3 separate regions of the Mus musculus genome follow, and all the other regions are linked to region 1. Evidence: chromatin loops called from intact Hi-C (ENCODE). Cell type or tissue: heart. All regions are shown on one strand. Each heading gives the region's core, and the rest is flanking DNA. Links, peaks and the distances in the headings are about the cores only.

Region 1 (5,441 bases), core at 493-4,492:
GCATCAAGCTATTTATAAAGTTATTTGTAAATGTCTGGAGCATTTGCCGAAAACTGTGAATTAATTTAGGTTTTTAAAACTGAATAAGGTTTGAACTCTAGTCCATGGGTTCAGATTCCCCCATTTTCTGTCTTAGAAACATATTCTTAGGTGTCATGGCATGCATTTAGGAAGCAAAGGCGGGAAGATCAGGAGTTTAAAGTCATCCTTGGCTGTAATTTTCCCAGCCTGAGATAAATGAGACCTCTCTTAAAAGACAATAAACCGTGAGCTGGGGTGATCCCTTAGTGGGTACAGCATTGGCTTCAAAGGAGTGAGGACCTGTGTTCAGATTCGCTAGAATCCACACACAGCCAGACGCAGTAGCAGGCATCTGTACTCCAAGCAAGATGGGAAGTAGAGATGGGCTATCTTCAGTTTCTGAGCCAGCTACCCCAGCATATGCAATGGCAAACAATAAGAAACCCTGCCTCACACAAGGTGGAAGGCAAGGGCCAACACCAAAGGTTGTCTTCTGTTTGTAATAGAAAGTGGGATATGGAACAGGTACACATATTGAAAAAAAACATTTTGAGACAGAGTCAAGCTTTAGTCCAGGCTGGCCTCAAATTCCATATTTTCCTGTCTCGGGCTCTCTCAATACTGGGATTATATCACACAAGCTTGACCTCCTCTTGCAACATCATCTCTAGCCAAGATGGTGAGAGAGTTACTATGTAGCCCTGGCTGGCTTCAAACTCATCTCAATTCTCTTGCTTCTGTAATGATTCTCCATGCAGCACCAACACCCTTCAGACACCACACTTCAGACCACTATTCCACATCAAACTGCCTGAGTGATTATGACAAACACAGATGTGTGTGTGCGCGCTCGTGCATGTGTGTGCAAGTGTGTGTGTGTGTGTGTGTGTGTGTGCGCGCGCCAGTGCACATACATACAAAGGCCAAGAAGTCGCTCAACTGCCTCCCCTCTGTAACGTTTCAAACAGCTTCTCTCACTGAACCTTAAGCTTATCATTGGGGCTAGGATAGCTGCACAGCAAGTTACTGGAATTGGTCTTATCTTGGGTTTTGAGAGGTGGGGTTACAGGCACAACTGGAAATTTGAACTCATGTCCTCACACTTTCACAGTTCTTTCCCACTGAACCATCTCCCCTTAATCATATTTTAAGAAAGTGCCTAGGGAGACCCATACAATAATTTTGTTTGTTTGTTTTCTCCTTATTTGGGGCCCATGTAACACTCAAAGCAGCTTTTGTTTGAAAATGATGACCCACCCTGCTTCAATGTTTTTGGAAGGAAAACGACTGAGCTTTCTCCCTAAACTTAAGAGCAGGAGGACCTCATCGCTATTTCCCAACTTTGCAGCCACATCTTGGGCTCACAGCCGGACCAACCTGGGAATCAAGGCAGAGAGTCACTCTGTACACCTGGCACTTTTGGCCTCGCCCCATTTCCCACAACTTCCAATCCCAAGCGTAGTTATTGTGACTGACAAACGATCAGAGCACTTCTAATTGGTTGCGAAGGGCTTCAGCTCCTCCTCCTCAATGGCCCCACCTCCCTTTCATTCTGAAAGAAAGAAGTTTGCTCAGCAGTCCAATAAGAAGCTCCCTCATCGAAAAGATCCCGCCTTTTTCGGCACCGGCTCCGCCCCAAGGACCACAGGAGTGCCCGCCTCCTCCAAGGCACGCTTGTCCAGTAAAAAAGCGCGCTGCCCAAGATAGAAGACTTCCCAACCAATAAAAGAGTTTCTGCGCGGCGCCGCCCCGCCCTCCGCGCCTTCCCCTCCGCCCCTCAGCCGGCCCGGCGAGTGAGGGCCTCGGGGCGGCGGCGGCGGACGCAGCCTGAGGGAGCGGCGGGCGGGGCGGCGCCTGGCCCGGCAGGGCCGCGCCGGCTGAGGGGCGTCCATGGCGCGCGGGCCCCAGCGGGGCGCGGCCGCGGCCTGAGGGCGGCCATGTCCGGGGTGGTGCGGACCCTTAGCCGCTGCTTGCTGCCGGCCGAGGCCGGAGCCCGCGAGCGCAGGGCGGGCGCGGCGCGCGACGCGGAGCGCGAGGCCCGACGGCGCAGCCGCGACATCGACGCGCTGCTGGCCCGCGAGCGGCGCGCGGTGCGGCGGCTGGTCAAGATCCTGCTGCTGGGCGCCGGCGAGAGCGGCAAGTCCACCTTCCTCAAGCAGATGCGCATCATCCACGGCCGGGAGTTCGACCAGAAGGCGCTGCTGGAGTTCCGCGACACCATCTTCGACAACATCCTTAAGGTGACGCGCGGCCCCGCCCACACACACCTGGTCCAGGTGGCGCGCGGGCCCCGCCCCCTTTGTTCTCCACGGACCCGCGACCCTGCCACCCGGCGCCCCTCCCTTCCAATAGGGACCTCAAGCAATGCAGTTGGGGTTACTCCCGTGACCTCCCAGGGGCGCGATAGATTTGCAGAGCCCTGGACGCTTGGGGACCGTGGGAATGCAAGCTGGACCACTCTCAGGGACTTGGGTTACAAATAGGGTGTTAGGGCTGGACACGTGGATTGAGGGTCGCCAACTCTCCCTGTCCCTCCAGCATGCAAAGTTTATAGTGTAGGTTGGAGGACATCAGCCTTCGTTTTTTATTTGTAAATGAGAATTGACCATTTTATTCCCCCCACCACACACACACACACACATTATATCATATACCCCAGACTGGCCTTGAACTCACTCTGTAGCTAAGAATGACCTTGAACTCCTGATCCTTTCTCTCCTCAACTTCTCAAATCCTGGAATTACAGAGGAGGAGGGCGCTGTGTCACCATACTTTGTTCGTGTAGTGCTGGGATTGAATCCAGAACTTCATGCGTGCTAGGGAGGACATTACTAACTAGACTAAGTTGCCAGTGTTTGTATTTTTGAGATAGGGAGTCATGAAGCCCAGGCTGGCCTTGCCATGTAGACAAGGCTGACCTTAAACTCCTTATCCTTCTGACCCGTCTCCCCAGTGGTAGGATTACAGGCATGTGCCACCCATACTTTGTTCTTTAAACCTTTTAGTATGGTGATTTAACATACACACCAAGTTAGGTGAGATGTTAGAAGGAGCTTCGAGACACCCACTACCCAGCATTGAAACAAGGGTCAGTTCTGTGCCAATCGTGTTCGTCCCTAACCACCTCCCTACCTGTACCCCCGGCCTCACCCCGACCCCAGTCTCCAAGTTAATCCAAGATATATAGTTGTATTAGAAAACATCTTGGTATGTGACACTAAACCTGCTTTAAAAGCATATGTACAGGACCATTATAGAACTAAAAAAAGGAAGAGGAAAAAAAAAATTAGACTAGGAATATGGTTCAGTGGGAAAGCACCAGTCTAGCAAGTACAAGCCCAAGGCGTCCAACCTCTACACTGCAAAACACAAAAACAAAGAACCTTCCAGAAGCCTTCTCATGTCATTCAGGGTCCACGTGTCCTTCATTGTTGCATAGTTGTTTTGTCTGTTTGAACTAGATGCAATAATCCTCATGTGGTAATGAACTCAAGGTCCTGTCCCTTGTGCCTTTTATATTCTGTGCCGTATATGTGAAAGAAACAGTCATGTTGACAGAGTCTAGGATCAGTGTTAATACAGTGAGTCTTTGCAGAAGGGTCAAAAAGAAAGTTGTGGAGAACTGGGCCTGTAGCTCTGTAAGTCTCTTCCAATGTGCATAAGGCCCTGGGTTGAGTGTGGGATAAACTGGTCAAGGTAGCATTCTCCTGCATTTTGAGATTCTCCTGCACTGTGGAGGTAGAGGCAGGAGGATTTAAGTTCAAGGCTTAGCTGCATGGACGGTTTGAGGCTAGCCAGGACTATGTGAGAGCCTGTCTCAACATTGGAATAAGATGTAGCAAAAGTCTAGACACAGAGTCTATTCTGCACCTAGATTAGCTTCCTCGTCAAGTTTCTCATCTCTCTTTTTCTTCTTGATTCTTTCCAAGCCCCTGGTTTTTTGGGGGGTGGGGGGACAGGTCTGAGGAACACGGTTTCAAGCAGGTAGAGAGGTTTGTCTTATCAGAAAAGCTACCCTCGAAACTAGATTTTTACAGGGCCTTGGTTTTTTTTTTTTAAGTTAGCAAGGGGACGCAGAAGCCCATCTGGGACACGTCTTTCAGTTCGGCCTTGAGAAACCTTGGTGTAGGGCGGTTGGGCTGGGATCCTGGGAGCCAGACTTCCGGGCCAACACTCCCACACTCAACATGTTTGTTACTAAATGTTTCATTTTAATACAAGTAGCTCCTCTGGGTTCAAGATGGGGAAAAAATCTTATGAAGGAAAAATCACACACTTTTCACCTTCCAGAGAGAGCCTCGGGGAAGCAAGGGGTTCTGGCCAAGTGCTTCATAAACATTAATGCAAACCTTAAAGGGATGGGTATATTGTTCAGAATTCCCGGCATCTTCAAGGATTTTGTAAAACTTGACTGTCACTCAAGGCCTGTTTTCCAGCATCTCCTTTAAGGAGCCTGGTTTTATTTTTGCTGCTTTTCTGAACCCCAGAGCCAGGTAGGCTTGGAGGGCTCAGTTTCTTTCAGCTTGGGAGGCAGAAAAACTATTTGGGAACATAGATCTCAAGTCTACTTTGCTCTATTAAGTGCGTTTTAGAGAAGTCAGTCTCCTTCCTGTGCTCATCAGCATCCCCTTTTCCTGGCTTCCTGTGCTCATCAGCATCCCCTTTTCCTGGCTTCCTCTATGATTTTGTTGAAAATATCGTCTGGGTCTTGTAGTTGGAAATCTTCTCCTTCTGTTCCTATTATTCTTAAATTTGGTCCTTTCATCCTGTCCCAGATTTCTTGGGTGTTTTGTGCCATGAACTTTTTAGATTTAGCTTGCTTTTTTTGACATAAAACCTCTTCCTGAGTCCTTCCATCTCCAGGACTCCCTCAGTTTGTGTTGTCTTTATTGCTTCTAGTCCCATTCTCAGGTCTTGGACAGTTTTATTCGTTTCCTTCACCGGTTTGATTGTATTCTCCTTAAGGGATTTATATATCTCCTCTCTATAGGCCTCTATCATCTTTATAAGATTGGATTTAAGGTCATCTTGTACTTTGGCTATGTTAGGATATCCAGGGCTTGCTGTAGCAGGGTAACTGGTCTCTGGTGATGCCATGTTGCCTGGCTCTTGTTGATTGTGTTCTTACACTGCCCCTTAGCTATTGTCCCTCTTGTTGTCTGGATGTTCTCAATGTCAGCAGGACTCCTGGGGAGGCAGGCAGAGCCTGAGAGTGGATCAGTGGATCGCAGGAAACAGGACACTGCTCACCTCTGCTGGCTGTGCCCCAGTGGACCTGGCAGGCTGGGGATTAGTGGGGAGGGTTATAAGCTGGATGTTCCTGCCCCTTACTCCCCCCTCAGACCTTGGGGTGGGAGCAGAACAGCAGGGAAAACCATGGGCCAACAATCTTTTACTGGCTTCCTTAGCAACAGAAGCAG
Region 2 (5,441 bases), core at 423-4,422, 410 kb after region 1:
TCCCCAATTCTGGAAATAATATACATACTGGAATCTGTGAATTAAACGGGTTCAAATATTCTTTAAATACTCATCTTGCAGTAGACTGACCCATTTTCTTCCCAGTACTTACAACCAATTCTAATTCAAACTCCAGTTCTAAGAGAGCCATCCAATGGCCTCCATGGGCACTAGACACACGGGCAAAATGATCCTGTGCAAAATTTCAATTAAAAACAAATAAACAAAACAAAACAGACCTTTGAAAAGGGGAAAAGATGCTGGTAGTGCCTATGGGCAAATGGTTTAGCTCAAAAGACGCTTGTTGGGCGAGCAGCAGGACTTGAGGTAAGATCACTCCTGTAGGCTAGCACCCAACTCAAAAAAGCTGGAGGGGCACGGAGCCGCATTCCCAGTGCTAGAAAAGTACAAGGACCTACGTGGCCTGCTGGCCCAGCCAAATGGTGAGGTCCTGTCTGAAACCATGAAGTGACAGGGACAGCCCAGACCCAAAATAGCCAAAGGAACCAAGGATTCAAAAGGAGCTTCAAAGTCAAAGCTTAGGCTCTAACATGGGGAAAACAGGTACATTAGCAAGCACTGGAGTCGGGCGAGAGTGGGAACCCAGAAACCTGCTCTACCCAGATAAACGTCCTCAAGGCTGGAGCCTATAGATTCCTCACATTAGTTTATCGGCTTCTCACTCTTAGCCATCTTTCAAGAAATAAGCCAGGCATGGTGACTCACATCTCAAATCCTGGCAATCTGAAAGTGGAGGCAGAAGGATGGGGATCAAAGACAGCTTCAGCTTCATAAAGAGCTGGCCAGCCTGGACCATGCCAGACCCTGTTTCACAACAAAACAAAACAACCCCCACAAACATACAAAAGGATTAAGTCAAACAATGGTGACATCAAATGACGACCTCTTGAAATATTGTAAGTTCTAAGTTGACAACTATATTGGGGCGCTGAATTTTCATGGTAGTTCAAAAGCAATTGTTTGGGAGTACATGTCTGTAGGACCAGCACCGTGAAAACTGAGAAGAACCAAGAGTTCAATTTCAGCCTGAACTACATAGAGAGGCCCTGTCTCGTTTAAAAAAAAAAAAAAAAAAGTGGTGTTCTTAGGCCCTTTGGCCCTTGGTATTAGCCACACCAACACATGAAGGAACTGGCTCAAGTGAAGTTGAAACGGCAGAGGAACACATGCTATCAACTGTCAAAAAAGATTTTAGGAATCTGGCTCCTGTGCAGGTAGACAGAAACAATGCCTTTAAAAAGCCAGTCACCATAGAAGAAATCATGAAGTAAGCGGCCAAACGAACAATGTGAAAAAGCAATGGTCCAGGGTACCGACCTAGTAAAAGGAAGCAGGTTGGTAATGTGCTTGGGTCCGATGGCAATGCCTTACTACGGAAACCATTGGGAACACAGCAACTGGTCAACCCTGGAAACCCTTGGCCAGGAAACTGGAATGCCCCCAGATAGTCCTGTTCGTCCTGCCCTCCACCAACCCCCAGGTGCAAGGGCTTGCCGCAGAAACGGACTCCCCAAATGGTCCCCCACTGTAGAGGAAACAAGATCGTTGTAACCGGGAGACCTCGCGCCCTGGCCGGGGACACGATCGCCCTTACCTTCCTCGCTCACGTCGTCTACGAAATCCTCGGGGTCGCTGAAGGAGGGCTCATCTGCCTCTCCGTTCTCCAGAGCCCGCGGCTCCGCCTCAGCCGCGCTCCCATCAGACCCGCCCTCCTCCTCCGCTCCAGCCGAGGGGTGCCCCCGGGCCTGCTCGCCAACGGCCTCTGCCTTCCCGGGAGCAGAGGGCTCCTGCGACGGGGACCGCTCCGCCGACTGCGGCGTGGGCGAGGCGGCCGGACTCGTCGCCGTTTCCTCTTCGGATTGGGCCGCCGGCTTGGCCCTCACTTCGGGCTCCGGTCCGGCCTCGGCGTCTTCTTCGGCGTCTTCCGTCTGCCCCACTTCGGACCCCCCAGACCCTGCCGCCTCGTCCGTCGGCGGCGACTCGGAGGCCGGCTGCTGCCTCGCGGGCTCAGCCCGCTCCTCGGCCGCCTCGGGCACCGCCACGTTCTCAGCGTCCTGCATGGGCCCGCGCTGCTTCTCACCCGGCTCGGCCGCCCTGCTTCCGACTCCCAGAAGTCACCGCGCGCCGCTAGCGCGGAGCCATGTGCGTGCAGCGATGGGATCGTACCAAGATGTGGCTCGGGGGAGACACCCACGCCCTCATTCCTCACGATCAGCCCGAGAAAACTCAGATATGCATAAAAATCTAGAAACAATTAAAATAATAAGTTTCAAGATATGCAAGTTTATTTATAGCCCAAAAGGTTTTTTAAGGTAGCAAATAAATTCACAAGGATATGTGGCTCCCCCATTCTAGCTAAGAAATAGTTGCGTCCAAGATGGTAGAAGTTCCTTTGCCTCTCCCAGCGGGCGCTACGGGGAAGGACTGTACTATCTGGGGAGCATCAAGTGGATTCTCAAATGATTAACACGCGTAACTGTATGAAGACAAAATATGTGACCATAAAATAATGCCAAGACAACTGAAAGCTCCACACATGATTCTTTGTAAGCTTTGCTTTTAATCAGACAGACTGCTTGACTGACATGACTGGCTTCGCTCCCCCGTAAGGTCTTGCATTTTAGACCGGTCCACTGACGGGGCAAAAGAACGAAGGGTTCCAAAATTACGCGAGGAGCTCGCCGACAACCAGGGGCCGCCAACACACACAAGAATGACTGCCCGCACAATGCAGAGTCGTGTGATGAGCGGCTTTAATCTCAATGGCCATCCTCACTGCAGCGGCTCGCAATTTAGCGTTGGCCCCAGACGTGAAAGTCACTGTGATTCTGTCTGCCGGTGACTGCGGTCTTCACGCGCGGGAGAGCGCGATCACGTGGGCCAGCGTGGGGTGGACGGGACGGAACCTTCGTGGAGTGACCAGGGGGACCCCAAGAGTGGTTTGCTTGAAAAGATAGTCAAGATTTTTGATACTTCCAGTTCAAAGTTTCGAAAATCTTAATAAGAACTAGTTGAGGGGACTAAGAGCTTAAGAACACAAGTTTCGCTCTCAGTACCCATATGGTAGTTTACAACCATCTCTTAACTCGAATTTTTTTTTATGCGTATCAGTGTTCTGCCAGCAAGTCTGTCTGTGCACCGTGTACAAGCGGAGGCCGAAAGAAGGCATCGTATCACGCGCAGGACTTAGAGTAGACAATTATGAACCGCATGTCGTTGCTGGCAATAGAACCCAGGCTCTCTAGAAGAGCAGGCAATGCTCTGAACTGTTGAGCCTAATTTAAAAGACAAAACAACAACAAAAACAGTTGAGTCACCTCTCTGGTCCCAGATCATTCCTAAGAAAAAACAAACAAAACTTTCCTTTTTTTTTTTTTTTAAAGGACCTGTTAGTTGACCAGGAAGCATAGACTTGGAATCCCAGCACTGGGGAGACTGAGGCAGAAAGATCATGCCAGCCTGTGCGATATAAAGACTAAACCACAAAACATGTGAACACGGGCTGATGGATAAGTTAGTACTGGGCTGGCTGAGGTTTTTTTTTTTTTTAAGATTTATTTATTTATTTATTTACTACATGTAAGTACACTGTAGCTGTCTTCAGACCCTCCAGAAGAGGGGTCAGATTTCATTACAGATGGCTGTGAGCCACCATGTGGTTGCTGGGATTTGAACTTCAGACCTTCGGAAGAGCAGTCGGGTGCTCTTACCCACTGAGCCATCTCACCAGCCCCTGGCTGAGTATTTATGATCTACTCAGAAGTATTTATGATCTACTCATCATTTCTTGCTGTTAATCCTGACAATTGAGTTCTATCCTGCAAACTCATATTGTAGACGGAGAGAACTGACTGGGGCCAGGGGCGCTGATGTGCTAGGTACCCACTAAGTAAATTAATTTACTTTTTTTGTTTGTTTGTTTTGTTTTAAGAGACAGGGTTTCTCTGTGTAGCCCTAGCTGTCCTGGAACTCACTTTGTAGACCAGGCTGGCCTCGAACTCGCCTGCCTCTGCCTCCCGAGTGCTAAGATTAAAGGCATGCACCAGCCTGGCTAAAGGATACTTAGTTTTTAATTAGTGTCTCTTCTAGGACTGGCAGGCCCAGACCTTTGAGAGCCCAAAGCCCCAGTGTCTGGATTCGATCCAAATCTTGAGAAAGGCTTATGGCTCCGGGTTCTAGAAGCCAGAGACTTATCATGGCTGTAGGTGCTGGGGAAACAGACTTTCTTCTCTAGGTTAGGTTGCCAGGAGCCCCACACAAAGCATCCACTGTAACCCTCCACCAAGTACTTTTATGGCTCTCAAGCCCTGAGTGTTGAGACCCATGGCTCCTCAAAGATAGTGCTCTCCCATTCTCTTTCTCACTTTCTCTGTCTCTCCTTGAGACAGAGTTTCCCTGTGTAGCTATGGCTGTCCTAGTACTCATTCTGTAGACCTGGCTGACCTCAGATCCCCCTACCTCTACCCTAGTTCTGGATTAAAGGCATGCACCACCATTGCCTGTCTAGCATCACTCTCTAGCTTCAGGTAGGCCTCTGCTTAAGAGTCCCAGCTCTTGAATAGCAGAACTCATAACCCTGCAAGCCTGTCCAGGCCCAAGGATAGTTTTGCGTGTAGCCCAGCCTAAACTCGTGTACTTACTCAAAAATAGTTTTGCAATTTTATTTTAAACTCCACTGCATAGTTCTCAGGCGTGAAGTCTGGATGTCAAAGGGTTGGATGCACCTCTTCTCAGAGCTTGGCAGCTCTCTGGAACTCTTCCAGTCACCAAGCCACGGCTTTCATCTTCAGCTCTTCAAAGCCTTGCCTGTAACGTCTCTATGGTTTTTCCTCCATACCTCTGCTTCCCGAGAACTGTCCCCGGCAGCTCTTCACCTGCATTCAAGTTGCCACTGTCCTGTCAGAGCTCCACTCTGTCCTCTTGTATTACCGGCTGGGCTGCTGAGGTTCCTGCTTTGTTAAGACAAGCTGCTTAGGCTAGAGATATGGCTCAGCGGTTAAGAACACTGACTGCTCTTCCAGAGGTCCTGAGTTCAAATCCCAGAAACCACATGATTGCTCACAACCATCTGTAATGAGATCTGATATATAATAAATAAATTGGCCAGGGGGGGGTGGGAGGTGGGGGGCAGGGGGAAGCCAGGCTGCTTGAAACAGTCCTAGCTGAATGAATGGTACGTTCTGAAGCCAGAGTTGTGCTTGGGTAGCAAGCAGGACCTCCTTCTAACTACATCGCTGGCAGCCTGCTAAGTTCCACTAAAATCTACTAAGCTCTATATAGAGAACTCAACAGTAAAGAACACTTGATGCTTAATCCTGAGAACCAGAAATGAGATCCCAATGGACACAAAGAGGGTGACAAACACCTGTAACCTCATCTCCAAAGCATCCTTCCTCTGGCCTCTGAGACCACCCACCCAC
Region 3 (5,441 bases), core at 423-4,422, 180 kb after region 1:
GGCCCCAGTTGAGCCTGGTCCTGCCTGCTTTTGCTGCTCCACTGTGGGAGGCCTCTGACTCACGCTCCCTCCTGCCTCCTCTCCCAGGAGCAGAATTAGCCACTGAATAATTCACGGTGTGGAACCCAGCCTGGCTCCATCCCCCGCCGCCTCCGCTCCCGAAGCCAGGGCTATGGATGTGCATGGTGCCCCTGCCCTCTGAGCTGATGCTGTAGGCAACCGCTCAGGGTCTCTGAGCTTCGTCACTTCATCTTGAAATTGGGACTGATGGTTTTGCAGGGTCGCCTGTGGGGAGAAAGTCAGGAGTCCCCATTCTGGATGGGCGGGTGGATAATGGTTTCTCACAGGCTCCATCCCATCTTCCCTGGTGAGGTATTGCTAACTCCATGTGTAGTTGTGTATACATGCATGTCGGGATGGCTGTCCTGTCCTAGGGTACCCTCTCTGTAATCCACCATACCTGAACTGTGTCCCTCTAGGGAAGAAAGCTGCTGCGTCTCCCAGCCTGGGGATACCAGACTTGTCTTTTGCTCTCTTTTACACTCATGGCCCAATGTCTGGAGCCTGATGGAACCCACAATTAGACTCCCAGTCAGGCCCTGTGTAGAGCTGCCTGTTCTTGCCTCCTTTCACGCAGGGCTATGCAGCTGTCTGTGTTGTACACCCTAAGGCTTAGCCTCAGTCAGGGAGCATTGGGGGAGACCTTTTACCCATACCTCCTGGACCCCACAGCAGGGGTGGGCTGGCTCTTGCAAGGGTATCTCAGACCCTGCTGCTACCTGGACTGGTGAGAAACCAGTCCAGAACCAGTGTATGTATGTAAAACCAGCATGGAGCATCAGCACGCCGTGCAGCTTTTACCCAGGAGATGGTGGGAGGTCGCACACTGTAGTGTTAGAACTGAGTGTCTCCGAGCATGGTCGGTCCCCTCTTAGAAGCCTGTGACAGTGCTGAGTGGAAGGACCACCCGGAGTCACTCACCTGGTGGAAGCTCTTGGCATCTTCATGATGGGAGGGGCTCTTCAGTCTGGTCTGGTTCTATGCTGGTTTCTTACCAGGCAGTCCCCTGGTTAGGCTCCTCCAGAGTTGGGCTGTCCCCAGCAGGCATCTGTGTGGATAGGTGAATTCCTAGCAGTAGACACAAAGGGACCCAGAGGCTCTGGGACCTGACATGGCCCACAGCCAGCTTGTCCTGACTGGTGTTTTGATTTTCATTTGGTTCTGGCTGTCTGTAGTCCCTAGGCTTAGGCATCAGACCCCTCTCAGAGTAGAGTATTGACACCTTCTGACCTCATTCTGGTGTGGGTAAATATCTCCTTACTTATCCTCTATAAGCCCTCGTGAACCTGCTTCTATCCAATTCATGTTCTTTGCTTCCAGTTTCTCTATGTCTGGTTCATGGTCTCTATCAGTTCAAGGCAGGCCCAGAGATGTTTGCTGATGGAGAGCTGTTATTGCTAATGATGGGGTCAAGAGAAGAGGCTCTGGGGCTTGGCAGTCCGAGAAGGCTTCCTGGAGGAGATACTACCTAGCCTGCCATGGAAACTACCAGCCTAGGTTTGGGGCTCTCCAGCTTTCTCTCTGACTCACTGTGCACCAGCCCAGCCCTGGTATACAGAGGGCCAGCAGCACACTAGCCATCCAGATAGCTGGTAGCATTTGCCTGCTATTTAGCCAGCCTGTGGGACCATTTCCCATCAGTCCTGAGGCTCAGATGCCCGATAAGACTTACGGGAAGCCAGGCATGGCGGTGCAAACCTGTCATCCCAGCTACTCAGTAGTCAAGTTCAAGGCCATCCAGGCCTGCAGAATGAGTTCAAACCCAGCAATTTAGCAGATCCTATCTTGTAAAAGGGGGATGTAGGGTGGGGGTAGAGAATGCAGCTTAGCACTTGCCTAGCTCTGGGTTTGATCTGCTGCAACATCAATTAAAAGGGAGGGAGGGACCTAGGCGGTGTAGTCAGGGCCTGAGAAAGAGCCCTAAATAACGGGAACAAAGTAGGCAAAGGCGTGAGGCGGAGAAGCCCAGGTGTGTCATCCCAGAGACCCTCTGTCCGAATGGCACAGGGGGCCATGCTGCCTAGGAGGCACTGGGCACCCTGTGTCACAGGCCACTATTTAAGCTCTAATTGAATAGCCCTTGGGACCAGAGATCTGTTCCCAGAGCTTGCAGCTGGCTCATAAGAGCTGAGCCCCTCAGTGCACAAGGTTAGCGTCATGGCAAGCAGGTTGGCAGCCTGGCTGTGTCCTCTGGGCAGGGCTGGCTTCATTGTCATCCTCCCGACTACTCAGGAAATGAGCTCTGTCTGAAAAAGCAGCCTTATCGCCTGCTTCCAGCTTACACAGGCAGTGCGCATCTGTGGGACACTGGGGGGGGGGTGCGGGGGGAGCGACCATGCGAAGATAAAGGAGCCACCCAGCTGGAGTCCGTCCACGCGCTTGCATTTTTGGGGATGACGCCACTTGAAATCCGACTTGTGTTGCATACTGCCATGTTTCTTTCGTCTTTTCCTTCCTCCCCAACCCCCACCCCAATCCTGGAGATCAAACCCAGAGCCTGGTGTATGCTAGGCACGTGGTCTGCCTCTGAGGCACACCCCAAGCGTTGTCTTGTTTTTAAAAATTGTTTGCTTTGTTTTTGGATTTTGTGTGTGTCGTGTGGTGTGTGTATGATATGTAAGTGTGCATATTCAGTGTGTGTGTACATTCCTGTCCTTGCGCCTTGTTTGAGGTAGGAGTCTCTTGTCCTTTGCCCATGCATGTGCCAGGCTAGCTGGCTGGCAAGCTTCCGGGAATTCTCCTGCCTCTGCCTCCCATCTCACTCTCCACAGGAGTGCTGGGATTTCAGATGCACACCACCAAATTCAACTTTATCTCCGTTCTGGATGTCTGAACTCCAGACAAACCAGAAGAGGGCGCCAGATCCCATTACACATGGTTGTGAGCCACCATGTGGTTGCTGGGATTTGAACTCAGGACCTCTGGAAGAGCAGTCGGTGCTCTTAACCACTGAGCCATCTCTCCAGCCCTGGATATCTGAACTCAAGTTGTTATTCAGGAGCCTTGTACCCACTGAGCCATCTCATGTAAGGGCCTAAGGGCCGTCCTTAAACCCAGGATGTTAAGGACGAGCTGTCTCCACTGCTCACTACCCCATGATACTCGACCCCCTCTGGAGCTAAGTGGAGTCTTCTAGAGCACCCCCTGGGTGGAGCAGTGGCCCTGTAGATGGAACCCAGAGCTTCGTGCATTCCAGGCAAGTGTTCTACCAACAGAGCTACATCTCCGGCCTTTGTTCAGACTCAGTACTTCTGGGTGCTTCCCAGCGTCTCATAGTGCCAACCAGAGCTCTGAAGTTGCAAGAGAGAAAAAGCCCCACTCAGACCCCTTCTACACCGCCACTCTGCTCTCCCCCCCAAGACTAGAGCTGGGTGGAAGCTTCTAGAACAAACCCTGGGTGGAAGATGATGGTACAAGGAACAGGGGCAAGTCCCTACCAGACCCACTTGGCTGTGCATGTTTGTGCATTGGGGTCGATTACTGAGTCCCAGGCGAGTATCATGAACTGAATCAGCAGTTACTTATGGCCAGGGATGGTGAAACTGTGACCCTGGACCATAGCACCCTCTCTATTCAGGGTGGGTGGCCAAGGCCACACCGCCTAGATCTGGAAAATGCTGGGCTGTTTGTTCAGGCCATGTGTTCAGCTCTGCCATGGCTGCAGCTATAGGAGCCTCTGACAGTACCATGATCAGCACCGTAGCCATCTCTGGCCATGCAGTCTTGCCCCCCCCCCCCCAAGAAGTCCCAAGAAGCAGCTTTAAGAAGGCTTCTAGCCAGGCAGTGGTGGCACACGCCTTTAATCCCAGAGGCAGGTGGATCTCTGAGTTCAAGGCCAGCCTGGTTGAGTTCAGGACAGCCAGGGTTATACAGAGAAATCCTGTCTCGGAAGAATACATGAAGAAGGCCTCTGCTAGGGAGGTGTAGGTGGCAGGTACCGATAGTCCTAGCACTTGGGAGGCTGAGGCAGAAATTTCATGAGTTTGAGGCCAGCATGGCTACCTATCCTGTCACAAAAGCAAGAAAAGGGACTGTTGAGATGGCTCAGTGAAGCACTTGGTGCACAGCCTGAAGACTTGAATTCAGACCCCAGGTCCCTCATAAAGGGGAGGGAAAGGCCAGCCTCACAAGGTTGCCCTCCATCTTCCACAGTGTACAGTGGCATCCATGGCTACACACACACACACAATGAATTTAAATATAGTAATAACACTAAAACAGCAAATTGTGTTTTGTAGCTTACTGACTTGGTAGTGCATTTGCCTAGCCCGTAACAAAGTTCAACCCTGCATAAACCAGGGCAGTGGTGCACACCTGTAATCCGGGCACTTAGAGGTAGAGGCAGTGGGTTGTGAAGCCGAGGCTACCCTCCCCTACATAGGAAGTTTGAGGCTAACCGGGGCTATGTGTGACCCTGTCTACCGACAAACACAAAAATCAAATCCAACGGTTCCTGGGTAGAGGTTGGGGTCAGATTTCCCCAAAGCCATTCTGAGCTTTCTCCAGAGTTGCTGCTCCCCCTGGCTTCCCCCTAGGCTCAGCTGGCCATGAGACCCTCTGCCAACCCTTTCCTCCTGCTCCCCTCTCCTGCCTCACCCAGTGTGGCACCCTGCTACCTGGGGCCCATGCTAGGTCATTTGGCCACTACCTGGAGCTCTTGGTCATACTCTGGGGGAGCTGTGTGCCCTGTTGCCCTGACCCCTAGGTGCCAACTGCCTTGCTCAAAGGGCTTATATTGTTCATTTTTAAACTCTTTTCTGCCCCCCCCCCACCTTCCCCAAGTAGTATTGGAGTTGGACATTCTTGTCTTCTCGAGGCAGAGGCCCTGGGGATGGACACATGGATTGGGGCTCCTGGCCTCTCTTTCTGGACTCAGTTTTGGAGCCACTGTGGGTTCCCCTGCCTGCATGCACCCCTCCCCTCACCCACAGGCAGTTCCGGGAAGGCCTAAAAGAGGAACCTTGCCATGGGGCCAGGGCTTTGGGGTCGGGGAGATGGGAAGTACCTCACATGGTCAGTGAGGGATTGGACATGTGACCATGTAGGCCAGACTATACTGGATTTGAAGTCCCTTGTATAGCTCTGTCAAACTGGGGTACACATATCTATTAGTGGTTTCTGATGTCTTTGGTCCAGGTTGGGTGGCTGCTGCAGCCCAGAACAGAGAAGCTCTGATGGGCATCCTGAGAACTGTGTCACAGGGCTGGGAGCCACTTGCCTTGCTGGAGATGGGGACACAGGAACATTTTCCTGAGGGTTCCCCGAGCTGAGGTTCAGCATATCTGACAGTGGATGCTTCTAGAATGAGGCCCAAGGGACACTAGTGTATGACTGCATAGCTCTGGGTACTTCAACTTAAAATCTCAGGGTGAGAGAACAGC

What was found. A loop is a pair of places that touch in the nucleus more often than their neighbours do. Peaks named below come from ENCODE experiments on the same cell type or tissue, not always from the same donor. Only the 100,000 strongest peaks of a DNase experiment are listed, where the experiment ranks them.
Region 2: a loop joins it to region 1, with 5 times the contacts of the local background. A loop is called at or near these places in 1 of 42 quality-filtered maps.
Region 3: a loop joins it to region 1, with 2.2 times the contacts of the local background. A loop is called at or near these places in 1 of 42 quality-filtered maps.

Annotation. Positions count from the first base shown.
Region 1 is chr5:140,826,814-140,832,254 of GRCm38, reverse strand. It overlaps Gna12 (guanine nucleotide binding protein, alpha 12), which reads left to right and starts at 1,824. Exons shown (of 4, transcript NM_010302.2): 1 at 1,824-2,261. The coding sequence starts at 1,959. In heart, for the core only: a CTCF peak has its summit at 2,767; DNase peaks (open chromatin) are centred at 1,644, 2,284, 2,944 and 4,174; H3K4me3 peaks cover 3,020 bases; H3K27ac peaks cover 2,378 bases.
Region 2 is chr5:140,416,001-140,421,441 of GRCm38, reverse strand. It overlaps Eif3b (eukaryotic translation initiation factor 3, subunit B), which reads right to left and starts at 2,137. Exons shown (of 19, transcript NM_133916.2): 1 at 1,616-2,137. The coding sequence starts at 2,081. In heart, for the core only: a CTCF peak has its summit at 2,701; DNase peaks (open chromatin) are centred at 2,121, 2,431 and 2,701; H3K4me3 peaks cover 3,117 bases; H3K27ac peaks cover 2,551 bases.
Region 3 is chr5:140,641,867-140,647,307 of GRCm38, reverse strand. All of the region lies in intron 1 of Ttyh3 (tweety family member 3), which reads left to right. Among named protein-coding and RNA genes, the nearest start is that of Ttyh3, 4.4 kb to the left of the region's middle. In heart, for the core only: a CTCF peak has its summit at 2,886 (motif pointing right); DNase peaks (open chromatin) are centred at 915 and 2,367; H3K4me3 peaks cover 679 bases; H3K27ac peaks cover 1,740 bases.